2 separate regions of the Homo sapiens genome follow, and region 1 is linked to region 2. Evidence: chromatin contacts called from ENCODE Hi-C data. All regions are on one chromosome and are shown on one strand. Each heading gives the region's core, a stretch centred on a gene start or an enhancer-like site at or near the end of the contact. The rest is flanking DNA. Distances are from core to core; before and after follow the strand shown. Region 1 holds the start of COL6A2 (collagen type VI alpha 2 chain). Region 2 holds the start of DIP2A (disco interacting protein 2 homolog A).

Evidence for each region. Hi-C counts contacts between places; a loop is a spot of excess contacts on that map. Pooled maps may share reads with other maps.
Region 1: a pooled map shows a loop between it and region 2 (7-fold over the local background). The contact joins the promoter of COL6A2 here to the promoter of DIP2A in region 2. A Hi-C loop is called at or near these places in 4 of 50 pooled maps.

What each region holds. Positions count from the first base shown.
Region 1 is chr21:46,096,162-46,102,814 of GRCh38, reverse strand. COL6A2 (collagen type VI alpha 2 chain) reads right to left here and starts at 4,703. Exons shown (of 28, transcript NM_001849.4): 1 at 4,642-4,703. It overlaps COL6A2-DT (COL6A2 divergent transcript), which reads left to right and starts at 5,170. Exons shown (of 2, transcript NR_186433.1): 1 at 5,170-5,343. RefSeq lists an enhancer at 4,586-4,880.
Region 2 is chr21:46,457,637-46,464,976 of GRCh38, reverse strand. DIP2A (disco interacting protein 2 homolog A) reads right to left here and starts at 6,086. Exons shown (of 38, transcript NM_015151.4): 1 at 5,755-6,086. The coding sequence starts at 5,845. It overlaps LOC124905046 (a long non-coding RNA gene), which reads left to right and starts at 6,264. Exons shown (of 2, transcript XR_007067915.1): 1 at 6,264-6,650. It overlaps DIP2A-IT1 (DIP2A intronic transcript 1), which reads right to left and starts at 2,506. Exons shown (of 4, transcript NR_046400.1): 1 at 2,455-2,506; 2 at 2,214-2,265; 3 at 1,749-1,911. RefSeq lists enhancers at 4,893-4,962, 6,733-6,872 and silencers at 5,683-5,752, 5,943-6,492.

The DNA.
Region 1 (6,653 bases), core at 3,454-5,953, 360 kb after region 2:
AAACTAAATTTGGTATAATTTGATGCAATTAAATGGAATTTAATGAATTGACCAAGTAGGATTTATTTCTGGAGTGCAAGGATAGTTCAACATACAAAAAAAAAAAAATCAATCAATGTAATACACATTAACAGAATGAAGGAGGAAAAAAAACTCACACATGATCATTGCAGTTGATGCAGAGAAACCATATGACAAAATTCAATACCCTTTCATGATAAAAACACTCAACAAATTAGGAATAGAAGGAAACAACCTTAACATAATAAAAGCCATATTATACGAAAAAGCCACAGTGAACATCATACTCAGTGGTGAAAGACTGAAAGCTTTTCCTCTAAGGTCAGAAATAAAGGAAGGATGCCTGCTTTCACTACTTCTATTTAACACTGTACTGGAAGTTCTGGCCAGAGCAATTGGGCAAGAAAAAGAAATTAAAGGCATTCAAATTGGAAAGAAATAAGTAAATTATCTCTGATCACTGATGATATGATCTTGTATGTAGAAAACCCTAAAAATTCCACAAAAACTGTTACAACTAATAAACAAATTCAGCAAAATAGCAGAATACATAGTAAACACATAAAAATCACTTGTATTTCTATTCACTAACAATGAACAATCCAAAGGAAATTAAGAAAACAATTCTATTTACTATAGTATCAAAAATAATAAAATACTTAAAAATTGACTTAGGAGGTGAAAGACCTGTACAATGAGAACTACAAAACATTTCTGAAAGAAATTGAAGAGGACATTTAAAAAAAGACATTCATGTTCATAGATTGGAAGACTTACTATATTAAGATGTCAATACCACCCAAATTGATCTAGAGGTTTAATGTAATCCCTATAAAAATCCCAGTGATTGTTTTTTTTTTCAGAAATAGTGAATAAATCCTAAAATTTAGATGGAATCTCAAGGGACCTCGAATAGCCAAAAAAAAAAAAAAAAAAAAAAAAAAAATCGTGAAAGATAAGAACAAAGCTGGGGGACTCACATGTCCTAATTTCAAAACTTACTACAAAGCTGCAGTCATCAACAGTGTGGCACTGGCATAAAGACAGACATACAGACCAACAGAATAAAACAGAGAGTCCAGAAAGAAACCCTTGCATATATGACTTTCAATCAAGCCGTCAAGACCATTCGATAAAGACAGTCTTTTCAACAAACGGTGCAGAGACAACTAGATATCCACATGCAAAAGAATGAAGTTAGACCCTTACCTAATACCATATACAAAAATTAACTCAAAATGGATCTTTACGTTTTAAGACCTAAAACTTTAAAACCCTTAGAAGAAAACATAAGGTAACACCTTCGTGACATGGGACTGAGCAATGATTTCTTGGGTATGACAATAAGAAAAAATAGATAAATCAGATTACACCAAAATTTAAAAACATTTTTTGCATCTATCTAGTGAAAGGACATCATTAACAGAGTAAAAAGAACCCAGAGAATGAGAGAAAATATCTGTAAACTGTGTATCTAATAAGGGATTAATATCCAGAATATACAGAGAACTCCTAAAATTCAACAACAAAAAACAATCAACTTGATTCAAAAATAGGTCAAGGACTTAAACAGATATTTCTCCCAAGAGATATATAAATGGCCAACAAGCACATGAAAAGATGCTCAACGTCACTAATCATGAGGGAAATGCAAGTCAAAACCACAGTGAGATACCACCTCACACCCATTAGGATGGTTAACATTTAAAAAAAACCAAGCGAACCCGGAAAATGACACCTGTTGGTGCAGATGTGGAGAAACTGGACCCTTGTGCACTGTTGGCAGGAAAGCAAAATGGTGCAGCCACCGTGGGAAACAGTGAGGCAATTAATTCTCAAAAAAATGAAAAAATCAAATGATCCACATTTCCACTTCTGGGAACATACTCAAAAGAAGTGAAAGTGGGATCTCCAAGAGGTATCTGTGTGGTGTGTTCATGGCCACATCATTCACAGTAGCTCAAACGTGGAAGCAACACAAGTGTCCAGCAACAGACGAATGGGTAAACAAAATGCAGGGCATGCATGCAGTGGAATACTGCTCAGCCTTACAAAGGAAGGGAATGCTGACATACGTTACAGTGTGGATCAATCTGGAGGACATTAAGCCACGTGAAATAAGCCAGTCACAAAAGGAGACATTTCATACGATTTCACTCATATGAGTCACCTAAATGGCCAAATTCCTGGAAACATAAAGTAGGATGGTGGCTGCCAGGGGAGGGAAGGGGTGATGCGAGTTGGTGCTCCATGGGCTTCAGTTTGACAAGAGGAAAAGAGTTCCGGAGATGGACCTTGGTGATGGCTACACAACACTATGAATGTACTTACTGTCGCTGAACTAGCTGCACACTTAAAAATGGTTAAGACAGTACATTTTATATTGTATACCACAATAAAAAATTCGGGAAAATAAAGCTTTTTCAAATCAATAAAAAAAGAAAAAACCCCCCAAACACCCCAAACAAACAAACAAACAAACACATCCATGGCCTGGGCAACATAGTGAGACCCCGTCTCTTAAAAGAAAATTAGCTGGGCACAGTGGTGCATGCCTGTAGTCCCCGCTACTCGGAGGCTGAGGTGGAGGCTCGCTTGAGCCAGGGATGTGCAGATTGCAGTGAGCAGTGATAGCACCACCACACTCCAGCCTGGGTGACAGAGCAAGACCCTGTCTCAAAAAACAAACAAACAAACAAAAAACCAAAAAAACCCAAAAAGCGAACATCCATTAGGAACATGGGGACATCACAACCAGGCAATGCACATCACTACACACGGTCAGTGATCAAACAGCCCAAATAGCCTTGTACTGCACAAAAACCAAAGACATGCAGAACAAACCCCCCAACAAGGCATCATTCCTTATCTATGAAATGAGAAAAAAAAAAAAAAAAAAAAAAAGACAGTGCTGCTATCCATTGTGGAGACAGGTTCCCCGCCACTTCTGGGATGGGCATCTGACGTTTCTGACCTCTGGACCCAGATGCCGCCCTTCTAAGAGCAGGCGCCCTGTGAGCTGGGATTCCCACCACCCCTGCCCATTACAGCCTCCACTGCAGGCCAGGAAGGGCCGCTGGGCGGGGCTGGGTGTTTGGATCCTGGGCGGACCTGGGCAGCCCCGTCCCAGCCAGTGCCCCGCGGGCTGGGTAGGGCCCCTTCCATGAGCAGCACCAGGACCCCTGCTTGTGGCGGGTGAGCCCCGCATCAGGCGCCCGACTTTGCATAAACGTGAAATAGGCCACAGGAGGCAGCAACTCAACGTGCAGGGCCGTGTTTAAGAGAAAGCATCTCACCGGGCCTTTCTTTCCTTTTTTTTTTTTTTTTTTTTTTTTTTTGAGACAGTCTCGCTCCCTCACCCAGGCTGGAGTGCAGTGGCGCGATCTCAGCTCACTGCAGCCTCCGCCTCCCAGGTTCAAGTGATTTTCTCCTGCCTCAGCCTCCCGATTAGCTGGGATTACAGGTGCCTGCCACCACGCCCGGCTAATTTTTTTTTGTATTTTTAGTAGAGACGGGGTTTCACCCTGTTGGCCAGGCTGGTCTCGAACTCCTGACCTCAGGTGATCTGCCCGCCTCGGCCTCCCCAAGTGTTGGGATTACAGGCGTGAGCCACCGTGCCCGGTCTGGCCTTTCTTGAAATAATCACCAGAGTCGAAGTGCAAGGGGGCCTCCAAGCCAGAGCTGTGTTATCCCAAGAACAAGGAGCTCCGCGGATCGCAGGCCCCTCCTTTCTGGGTTCCGACCCCAAAGGGAAGGTCCCTTCTCCAGGGGCGTCCTAGGCGCGGGCACCGGGGTTCTGCTGGCACAGCCCGGATGGGCGCCGCTCGCCCGCACACCTGCGGCTCCACAGAGGGCCGATCCGTTCGGTTGCCAGCAGTGGAGACCCAGGCCCAGCGGTTCCACCAGCGCCCCGGCGGAGTCCCAGGGCGGGTGTGGGCGGCCCGGCAGGGGCTGCGGGTCGCTGTCAGCCCGGGTCCCGCCGCCCTGGGGAGCCGCCTCCGTCTGCAGCTTCTCCTGGGCCTGGCGGGGCCCTGGTGGGCTCCAGGCCGGGAGGGGCGCAGCGATGGGGCGTCGGGGCCACCCGCGTCCCCTCCCCGCCCAGTCCCGCCCTCGGGCACCGAAAGCCCCTCCTCCCCCCGCCCCGCCGCCCCTTCCGTCCGGCCCGGGGAGAGGCCCTGCGCCCCCGGAGGTCCCAGCCAGCCGGGGCGTCTTCCCCGCGGGCCGGAGCCGGACCCGAACCGCTCGCAGACGCGGGGCCTGGCGGGGCGTGCGGTGCCGGGGTCGTCTCGGGAGCGGGGGTCCCAGCACCGAGCTCGGGCGCAGACAGGGACCCCCCCACCCCGCCCAGGCCGGCTCCGCCCCAGAGGAGGCCGCGGGGAGGTGGCCCCAAGTCGCGCGCCCGAGGGTCGGACCCAGAGACGCGGAGCCACAGGGGCAGGCGCGGCCCCAGCCCCGCGAGGAGGAGCCCCGAACCCGCCGAGCCCCCCGCCGTCCCTGGGGCTGGAGTCCCCCTTCCCGGGGACCCGAGGGACGGAGCCGCCGCCGCCGCCTTCCCAGGACTCGGGGTCACCCCCCGCGGGCCGAGCGGCTTCCAGGGTGCGGGGTCCGGGAGGCGCTCACCTGGTCCCGAGGAGGCTCCGCTCCCGACGGCCCGAGGCGCGGGCGCCGAGTAAGCAGCAGGGAGGGAACCGCGGCCGGCGCCGCCCCCTTTATACCCCGCCCCGCCGGCCTGACCCGCCCCGCCGCCAGGAAGCGCTGCGGCCCCGCGGATGGGAGGAGGGGGCCGGGGGCACGGGAGGGGGATGGGAGGGAAGCGGGGACCCTCGAGGGCGGGAGGCTGGAGGAGGTGGAGAGGGTGGGGACCCCCCTGCAGCCCGGGCCGAGCTCCCCCGCCAGCCCCTGCCCGCTGCTGCTCGGACTTCGCGTCCCGGGCCCGGCCGCCCGTCGCCCCCGCCCCATTTCCCGGACGACCTGGCTGGGGCTGTGTCCGCCTCCGGGGCCCTGGGTGTTGGGGACCGCGCCCCGCACGCAGGGCCGACGGGGGCCCTGGGACTCGCCCCTTGGTAGCAGCTGCCCTGGGGGGTGCAGGGTTCCCCCCATCAGCCCCCCGACCCCTCCCCTACCCCGTGTCCTGTGTCCGGCTTGCTCAGGCCTCCCGCGAGAGGCCCCGGGTCAGGAGCTCCTGCAGAAACTGCCGCTCCTGGGGCCTGAGGGTGGGGAGCCGGGAGGGCAGGGACAGCAGAGCCTGGGCGCGGAGGTTGGGGCAGAGCCTGGGCATGCGGCGAGCCACCCCTGCCACCCCTTTCCCGCTGGAAACCACAGGTGGGCTTGGTGCTGGGCCCTGGGACCACCGTGAGGTCCCCACCTGAGCCCAGCCGGGGACAGAGTGACAGGGGTCCCTGGTAGGGCTCTGTCTGGGGTCCCCACTCCCCACCCTGGTCACAGTCCCCCAGCCAGGGCCGGGGTTCCTCCTTGAGGTGAGGCGCAGCCGGGTTGGGGAGAGGTCCCTGGGCTCCGGGACAGGGCTCCCTTCAGAGCTGTCCTGGAAGGTGGCGGAGCGGCTGGGGGCGAGGTCCCTCTTCTGATGAGCAGGTTTGCAAATGTGGTGTGTGTGTGTGTCTGAGACTGAGTGTGTGTGGTGTGTGCATCTGAGTGTGTGGTGTGTGTCTGTGTCTGAGACTGAGTTTGAGTCTGTGGTGTGTGTATCTGTGTGTGGTGTGTGTCTGTGTCTGAGACTGTGTGCATCTGTGAGTGTGTGGTGTGTGTCTGCGTCTGAGGTTGAGTGTGAATGTGTGTGTCTAAGTGTGCCTGAGTGTGAGTGTATGTGCCTAAGTGTGCCTGAGTGTGGCAGCCACATGGTAGCCATGAGTCCAGGGCTCCTGCCTGCTGCTCCTGAGCACAGCTGACGGCGGGCACCGTGTGCCACTCCCCTGGGTCCATGCCGAACTCTCACCTGGGCAATGCCTCCTGCTTCCAAGCCAGCAGCTCCCAGGGGGAAGCCAGGCCCCTCCTCACAAGACCAGAATCCTTTAGGGGTTACCTTGGCTCCAGAAGTTCTCCCTCGGCCTGGCCAGCACTGTCTAGGGGCACGTGCTGGCCAAGGCTCCCCGTATCTCCTTCACAGGGGTCTCACCTGTGGTCTGAGGCTTCCGTCCTCTTTGGCCACCCCCCCAGCATCCTTCACAGACATTGCACTGATAAATCTCCAGTCACGTCAGAGCTTCCATGGCACCTGCCTCTTGGAAGACCCCAATTAACACAAGTGGTGCAGGAGGGGCCTGAGACTCAGCTGGTGCGGTGGCCGTTTCCCGGCCAACACCGAGGACACCATTCTGGTTGATGTGGGGATATGGGTAATCTTTGGCACAAAGTTAGGGCCCCAATTGTTAAATGTTTTCACCAAGAGTGATCTGGGACGTTTTCCTGGTGGAAGGGGAGGCCTTGTGGGTGTGGCAGTTTCCCCCTTTCAGTGCATGGGGGGAGTGGGGTTGATGCTCCACAGAGGGATGAATGGAGATTGCGACGTTACCCACGGTTGCCCATCAGGCTTGGTGTGAGAACAAAGGGCCTCTCTGGTTGCTGAAAAGGAGTCCCATGTTTGGCAGAGGTAGAACCAGTATGGCTGAGGAGCC
Region 2 (7,340 bases), core at 4,837-7,336:
ATTCTGAATTGTGTTCAGAAGAATTATCATCATTAAGTACCATTTAACTAAAGTGCTCTAGAAAATAATCTACATGCTGTTCCAGGAGAACTTCCCTATCTCATATTCTGACATTTGTTGTGTGTTTTCTTGAAAAAAAAAAAAAAAAAAAAAAAAAAAGACATGAATATTAAGAAAAAGGAAGAAACTCAGTGCCCAATGCAGCAGTGTTGAGCGGCAGAACCTTTAAGAGATGATCAGTGGATTAATGCTGTTATCGCAGGGACAGGTTAGTTATCAGGAATGCGTTCCAGACAAAAGGATGATTTTGGCCCCCTTCCTCTCTCGTCCACACATTCTCTTGCCTTCTCACCTTCCACCATGGGATGACAGGCCAAGAAAGTCCTTGCTAGATGCTAGTACCTTAATATTGGACTTCCATCCTCTGGAACTGTGAGAAATAAATTTTTCTTTGTAAATTACCTATATGTGGTGTTCTGTTATAGAACACAAACACAACACAAAATAGACTAAGATAGAGAGCATTTGGGGTGGCCTTTGACAGATGAGTAGAATCTGAACATGAGAACGTTTTTCTTTTTTTGAGACGAAGTTTCGCTCTTGTTGCCCAGGCTGGAGTGCAATGGTGCAATCTCGGCTCACTGCAACCTCTGCCTCCCAGGTTCAAGTGGTTCTCCTGCCTCAGCCTCCCAAGTAGCTGGGATTACAGGCATACGCCACCACGCCCGGCTAATTTTTTGTATTTAGTAGAGATGGGGTTTCACCATGTTGGTCAGGCTGGTCTGGAACTCCTAACCTCAGGTGATCCACCCGCCTCAGCCTCCCAAAGTGCTGGGATTACAGGTGTGAGCCACTGCGCCTGGCTGAACATGAGAACTTTTATATACCACAAAATATTCAAGAAGCACAACAAATGTTTATTAACACAAAGGCAATGACAGGCTGTCATTTTGAAAATTAAGAATTATGGGCCAGGCGCGATGGCTCATGCCTGTAATCCCAGCACTTTGGGAGGCCGAGGCAGGTGGATCACGAGGTCAGGAGTTCAAGACCAGCCTGGCCAATATGGTGAAATCCTGTCTCTACTAAAGATACAAAAAACTAGCCAGGCGTGATGGCGTGTGCCTGTAATCCCAGCTACTCAGGAGGCTAAGACAGGACAATTGCTTGAACCCGGGAGGTGGAGGCTGCAGTGAGCCGAGATCGCGCCACTGAACTCCAGACTGGGCAACAGAGTGAGACTCCGTCTCAAAATATACACACACACACACACACACACACACACACACACACACAAATATATCCCAGATTTTAGAAATTAAAGACAGTTAAAGAGGAAAAAAGCTTTGTGAGAGAAGTCTCTTCCTGTATACCCAGAGTTTTTTCCCCCTTTTCATTTTATTCCATCTAGACTAGAAGTCCTGCATTGTTAGAATATAAGAAATCAAGAAAAAGACTAAAGTTAAAGCTATGGAATAGACCTATTAACCAGAATAAAGTAATTGGAATGGGATAAAGGTAGCCTATTGTGTAGGAATTTCCTCTCTAACCCACTGTAGTCTATTAAAACAAAGAACAAAATACCACTGTCCATGTTTTTAAAGCAGTTCAGCAGCAATAGCTCCAAGACACGTACAGCACTGGTGTGCCAAAATCAGCTGTGAGGTGTGTCCAAGGTAATTTGTTACAGCAACAGGCAAAGCACAAAGGTTTGGGAATTAATTCTTTTTTAAATATCAAGGTTATACCTCTAATGATCTCACTTCCATCAATGAACATCCTGATAGGTTTTCAGGAACCACACATATGAATTCTTCTGTATGTGTTCATGATTGGGGGGCAGGGGGTCTAAGAAGAGTGGGGTTCCATGTACTTCTACTCTTCATCTTCATCTTAATCTGAAGCAGACTCCTAAGTCAAGAGGGCAAAACAGCCAGAAAAGTTAAGGAGCAAGAACACAGCTATGCCTTATTTCCCTCTTGGGAATCTATAACAGAAATTCAGCAAACTTGCCCTATGGAAATAAATCATAGCATTCTACCAGAACCTTCCCTCAGGGCCAACGCCAATCACTATGGTTGATGATGAGAATGCAGTGAGGATGCTGGAGAATAAGGCCAGGTGTGAGGTATGAAGAAAGGCAGAGGATACTTTCAACAGGCTGAGGGGAAGGCATGCAGGATTTTCTAGATTATTCAGGTATCACTCATTACCAGTTTCTGTTGAAGACAGCATCTTTGTCACTGTTAAGCTTCTTCTTCCAACCTACCAAGCACAGTGACAACTCTTAAGTTTTAGGCAATTTCTCACTTAGATAAATGTGAATGCTATAAAAAAGTTACACTATTTTGACAATATATAAAAATTATAACAATGAAACACTAATGTTGGTTGTTTTAGGACTATAACTCATTACTAATATCTCCCTTTAATTATATAAATAAAACACCTTACCAGTTTCGAAGCATTTTCACACACACTATGTGACTGAATCTTGACAATAAACCTGGAATGTCAATAAAGCTGGTATTCACCCCCTTTTACAGCTAACTAAACCCACGTTTAGAGACATTGTAATCCACAGGAGATTCACAGACACTTTACCAGATGCCCACCACTGTGTGAAGAAGCCAAAAATCTGCCTAAAACAAAGTCCTTACCAGTAAGCATCTCCAAATCCAACAGGGAGAGCCCACGTCAACAACAACCACCACATAAACTACATAAGCCAGCATTAACCTGTGGAAGCGCCCTGGAAGCAGGTCCACGTGTGACTGTGCCTAAGTAATCACTGACCTATTTTGGCCAAAAGAAAAGTGTCAGGCCAGTCTAGGAGCAGGGAAAGAAGCCAAGAAGCCAGAGCTTCCACCTCCTTGGCTGCCACTCTACTACTCTGTTCTCTGCTGTCTTCCCTTTAACACTTTTTTTTGAGACAAGGTCCCACTCTGTCTCCCAGGCTGGAATGCAGTGACACTATAAAGGCTCACAACCTCGTCAGGTGATCCTCCCACCTCGGCCCCTCAAGTAGCTGGGACTACAGGCACACACCACCATGCCCAGCCAATTTTTTTTTTTTTTTGGAAGAGGCAGGGTCTCCCTATGTTGCCTAGGCTGGTCTCAAACTCCTGGGCTCAAGTGATCCTCCTGCCTGGGCCTCCCAAAATGCAAACATAACAGGCCTAAGCCACCATTTCTGGGCTCAATACTTTTTTTGTTTACCCCCTTTCTCAGCTTAAGCTATTTTTCGAGGTTCCTCTCCATGTTACATAATCTTATACCTTTACTTACCTATACATCCCCTACATATCTCTAAGATGACAATAGCATAAATGGATCCAACAGATAGGAAACATTTCTTTCATTTAAGTACTTGTGTTCTGTCGCACAAATTATAAAGTTCTTTGAGGAAAGGATTCAATTGTCAATGCCTAGCAAGCACTCAAACACAACTACAACACAAAAAATTGAGGGAATAATGAATACATTGGAGCAGAAATTAGGAGCAATACGCAAAAATATGTTTGAAATGCACAGAATCTAAACTGCGTATATGTGATTTTCCCTAAAGAGCCTTAACAAATGCAGTACAGTAGATCCTGTCAAACCCATTCCTAATTTAAGTTTGTCAGACTGCCTAGGAGCATCTAATCACCAAGAATTCTCAAATCCATCCATTTCTTTCCTTTTTTTTTTTTTTTTTTTTTTGGTGAGAAGAGACAGGTTCTCGCTCTGTTGCCCAGGCTGGAGTGCTCCAGTGCTCAGGTGATCCTCCTGCCTCAGCCTCCCAAGTAGCTGGGACTACAGGTGCACACCACCATGCCCAGCTAATTTTTTTTAATACTGTAGAGACAGAGTCTTGCTATGTTACCCAAGCTGTTCTGAACTCCCGTCTCCAAGCCAACGTGGCCTCCCAAAGTGTTGGGATTACAAGCATGAGCCACTGTGTACTCAGCCTGTACTTCCATTTTTAAAAATGTGCCACAAGCCAGGCACGGTGGCTCATGCCTGTAATCCCAGCACTTTGGGAGGCCGAGGCAGGCGGACCACCTGAGGTCAGGAGTTTGAGACCAGCCTGGTCAACATGGTGATACCTTGCCTCTACTAAAAATACGAAAATTAGCTGGGCGTGGTGGCAAGCCCCTGTAATCCCAGCTACTCGGGAGGCTGAGGCAGAAGAATCATTTCTACCTGGGAGGCAGAGGTTGCAGTGAGCCGAGATCACGCCATTGCACTCCAGCCTGGGCAACAGAGCAAGACTCCGTCTCAAAAAAAAAAAATGTGCCACATGTCACAACATTGTTAAAAATCTGAATGCTGAATTCAAAATAGTTGCAAGTACATGTTGTATTATATGTAAAACAAGATCACAACAGCATCTACCTCCCTAAGGTTGGCAAGGATTAAATGACTTACTGTATGCTAGTGCATATTATTTAGATGTTTTGAGAAATAACTACCCCAGACCCAGCAAAATCTTATCAATCTGAAACTTAAATTAAGGATAATAAGATTATTTAAAAAATGGATTCTAAAAGCTGAAAATGCATTTAGATCTCAAAAACAGAGTAAGAATCAATTACATGCTTTTCTTCAAGGACTGCAAGTCCTTTCTGACACTGGAGAAGAACTTAACTCTTTCCCAAAGACAGCCAAAAGGAATATCAGGACACAGGCCTTGAAAGGGATAACATCCAAATGGGAAATGCCACCCACCACCTCTGAAGCCAGATTACTCCAGTCTATTTTTATCAACCAACCATTTATACGACTTTTTTTTTTTACTTTAAAAAATTCCATGAGGGGGCTAACAACTCCTAAGTGTTATGTGCTTTGCATATATTAAGGTATTTTAGCCTCATAACAATCCAAAATGGAAAGTGCTGGTATAACCCCACTTTATAGATAATAAAATGAGGCACAGGGTGCAGCTCCTAGAGTATGAGGCGCGCGGCAAGGGCTCCCAGCTCCAAGGGAAGTAGCTGCCTGCGGACAACGGGCGCAGTCATCCTGGTGAAGCCCAGACCAAGCCCAGACCTACAGCCTTGAGAAAAGCGGGGCTCACAGCTTGGGGCAAAAGTGGTCATTCCTCTCAAGATTCTCACACCTGTCCAAACGACCTAGTCAAAGCCAGTCCTTGGGGTCGGATCCCATTGGGGGAGCAGCTGGGGATAGGGAAAGGTCTCCAGAAGTTTGGCAGGCGTCCCGGGGTGAGGAGTAAGGGTCCCAGGTGTGAAGGGCCTGGGGGGAGGAGTCCTTGTATGGGGGAGGGGTCCTTGTATGAGAGGCGGGGCAGTGGTCCCTGGTTTGAGGGGCCGCGCGGGTGTCCCGGGGCTGAGGGTCGGGAGTCCGGAGGGGCAGCGCGGGGCTCCCAGGGTGAAGGGCGGGGTCCCCGGGGTGAGGGGCCGCGCGGGGTTCCGGGGGTGAGGGGCAGGAGGTCCCGGGGGTGAGGGGCGGGAGTTCCCGGGGGTAAGGGGCCGGGGTCTCGGGGCGAGGGGTCGTGCTGGGGTCCCACATGAGGGGCGGGGTCCTAGGGTTGAGGAACGGTGTCTCCGGGGCGAGGGGCGGGTTCCAGGGTAGAGGAACCGGGGTCCCGTTGAGGGGCAGAGGTCCCAGGGGCGAGGCCGCGTGGGGGTCCCGGGGGTGAAGGGCGGGGGTCCTGGAGTGAGGGGCCGCGCGGGGGTCCCGGAGTGAGGGGCTGCGCGGGGGACCGGGCTGAGGGCGGGTCGCGGGGGTTGAGGGCGGGGTCCGGCTCACCTTCCGACAGCTCCAGCTCCAGCTCAGCCAGGCTCTCCCGCACCTCGGCAGGCAGCGGCGCCGCCTCCAGCGGGCACCCGCGGTCAGCCATGGCCAGGCCGGCTAGCGTCCGGGCAGAGGCTGGAACCGGACCGGGCCTGGCGGCGGCAGCGCAAACCTCGGCTACGTAGCTCCCCTCAGGCCAACAACCTACATCCGCCAGGCGAGGAGCGGGAGGCGGCGGGACAGGGGCGCGGCCAGGACAGCAACGCACCCGCGCGGGCACGAGCGCGGATGGCTCCGCCGCGCCGCCGCTGCCCCGCGCGCTCCTGAGCGCCCGGCCGGCCCTACACGGGAGCGCGTGCGCGGCGGGAAGGGCGGGTAGCGAGCGCGCGTGCGCAGTGGGTCTCGGGCCCGCGCAGCCCTCCCGGCCCCGCCCAGCAACACCAGAGCCTCGCTTCCATTGGCCCCGAAGACGCGTCGATGCCGCTCCGGGCTCCCATTGGGAGAGGCGGGAGAGCGCCGCTCCCGACAGGCTCTGCGCTGGGCCTGCTTGAGGGTGGCGGGCTTGAGGCGGGCAGGCTGCTTAGTTGCGGCCCGAGGCGCCTAAGTGGGGATGACCAACCCGTGGGCGTTGGCGCTGACCCCTAGGCGCCGCTGGTGGCCCCGCGCGCGGCCCTCCGGCCAGCCCCGCCCCTCTCGGGGCTCCTCCTTGGTCCCCGCGCCATGGCGCGTCCGCGTTGACCGCTGTCTTCCCTTTCGGGCTGTGCTGATCGCGAACGCTGCGCAGTCCGTGGTGGCGTCGAGGCACCTTTCTCGTGCCTTTACCTGTGTTCACTCCTTTGCTTTAAAAAACAGCCCTAGAAGTACACATCGTTGGCCCCGAAGGAGCCCCAGCAGCCATGTCGGACCGCGAGGTGACCTTGGAGGGCGGGAGGACGGACGAGGGGCCTGGCGGAGCTAGACTGAGAGGGCGCCGCCGGCGTCCTGAAGGCCCTGCTCCCCGAATGTGTGGGAGTGTGTCTGACGGTGCGAGGGTGGCTGTGGCGGGGCCTGAGCAGCGTGTCCGTGTCCCGATGCCGCCCGCCTGTTACTGAGTTAGGCAGGAGTGCCCGAGTCTGGCGAACTTCAGCAGTTCTCGTTCCAGAGCTCCACACGAGGTTGGCCAAAGCTTTGCGGGACTTACATACCCTTCTTCCTCCGCCCAGTCCTGCTTCCTTCCCCTTCCTTTCACGGGTGTTGATACCATGTCAACATCCTCGTACCCCAAACTCAGTCGCAGCGTCTGCTTCTGGAGAAACCATTCTGCAGCATTAAAGCTGGTGAGAAGATGGGATTCGAGGCTGCATCACTCACCAGTGGTGAAGTAGGAGGGTGAACTAGTGAAATGGAATCCACGAGTGGGTGAAGTATCAGACATTTCATATATGGTGAACGTAGTAGATAAAAGGAAGGAAAGGGGGATTGGATAGCTATTGCTTAGTGCCAACCGAGACTCTTAAGAATAGTGGTCAGCTGAAGGCAAGCAACAAACAGTTGTAAGCCAGTGAATCTGTCCCGTTACATATAGAGAAGCTTCATTTACTGCAGCAGGTCAAAGACAAGAA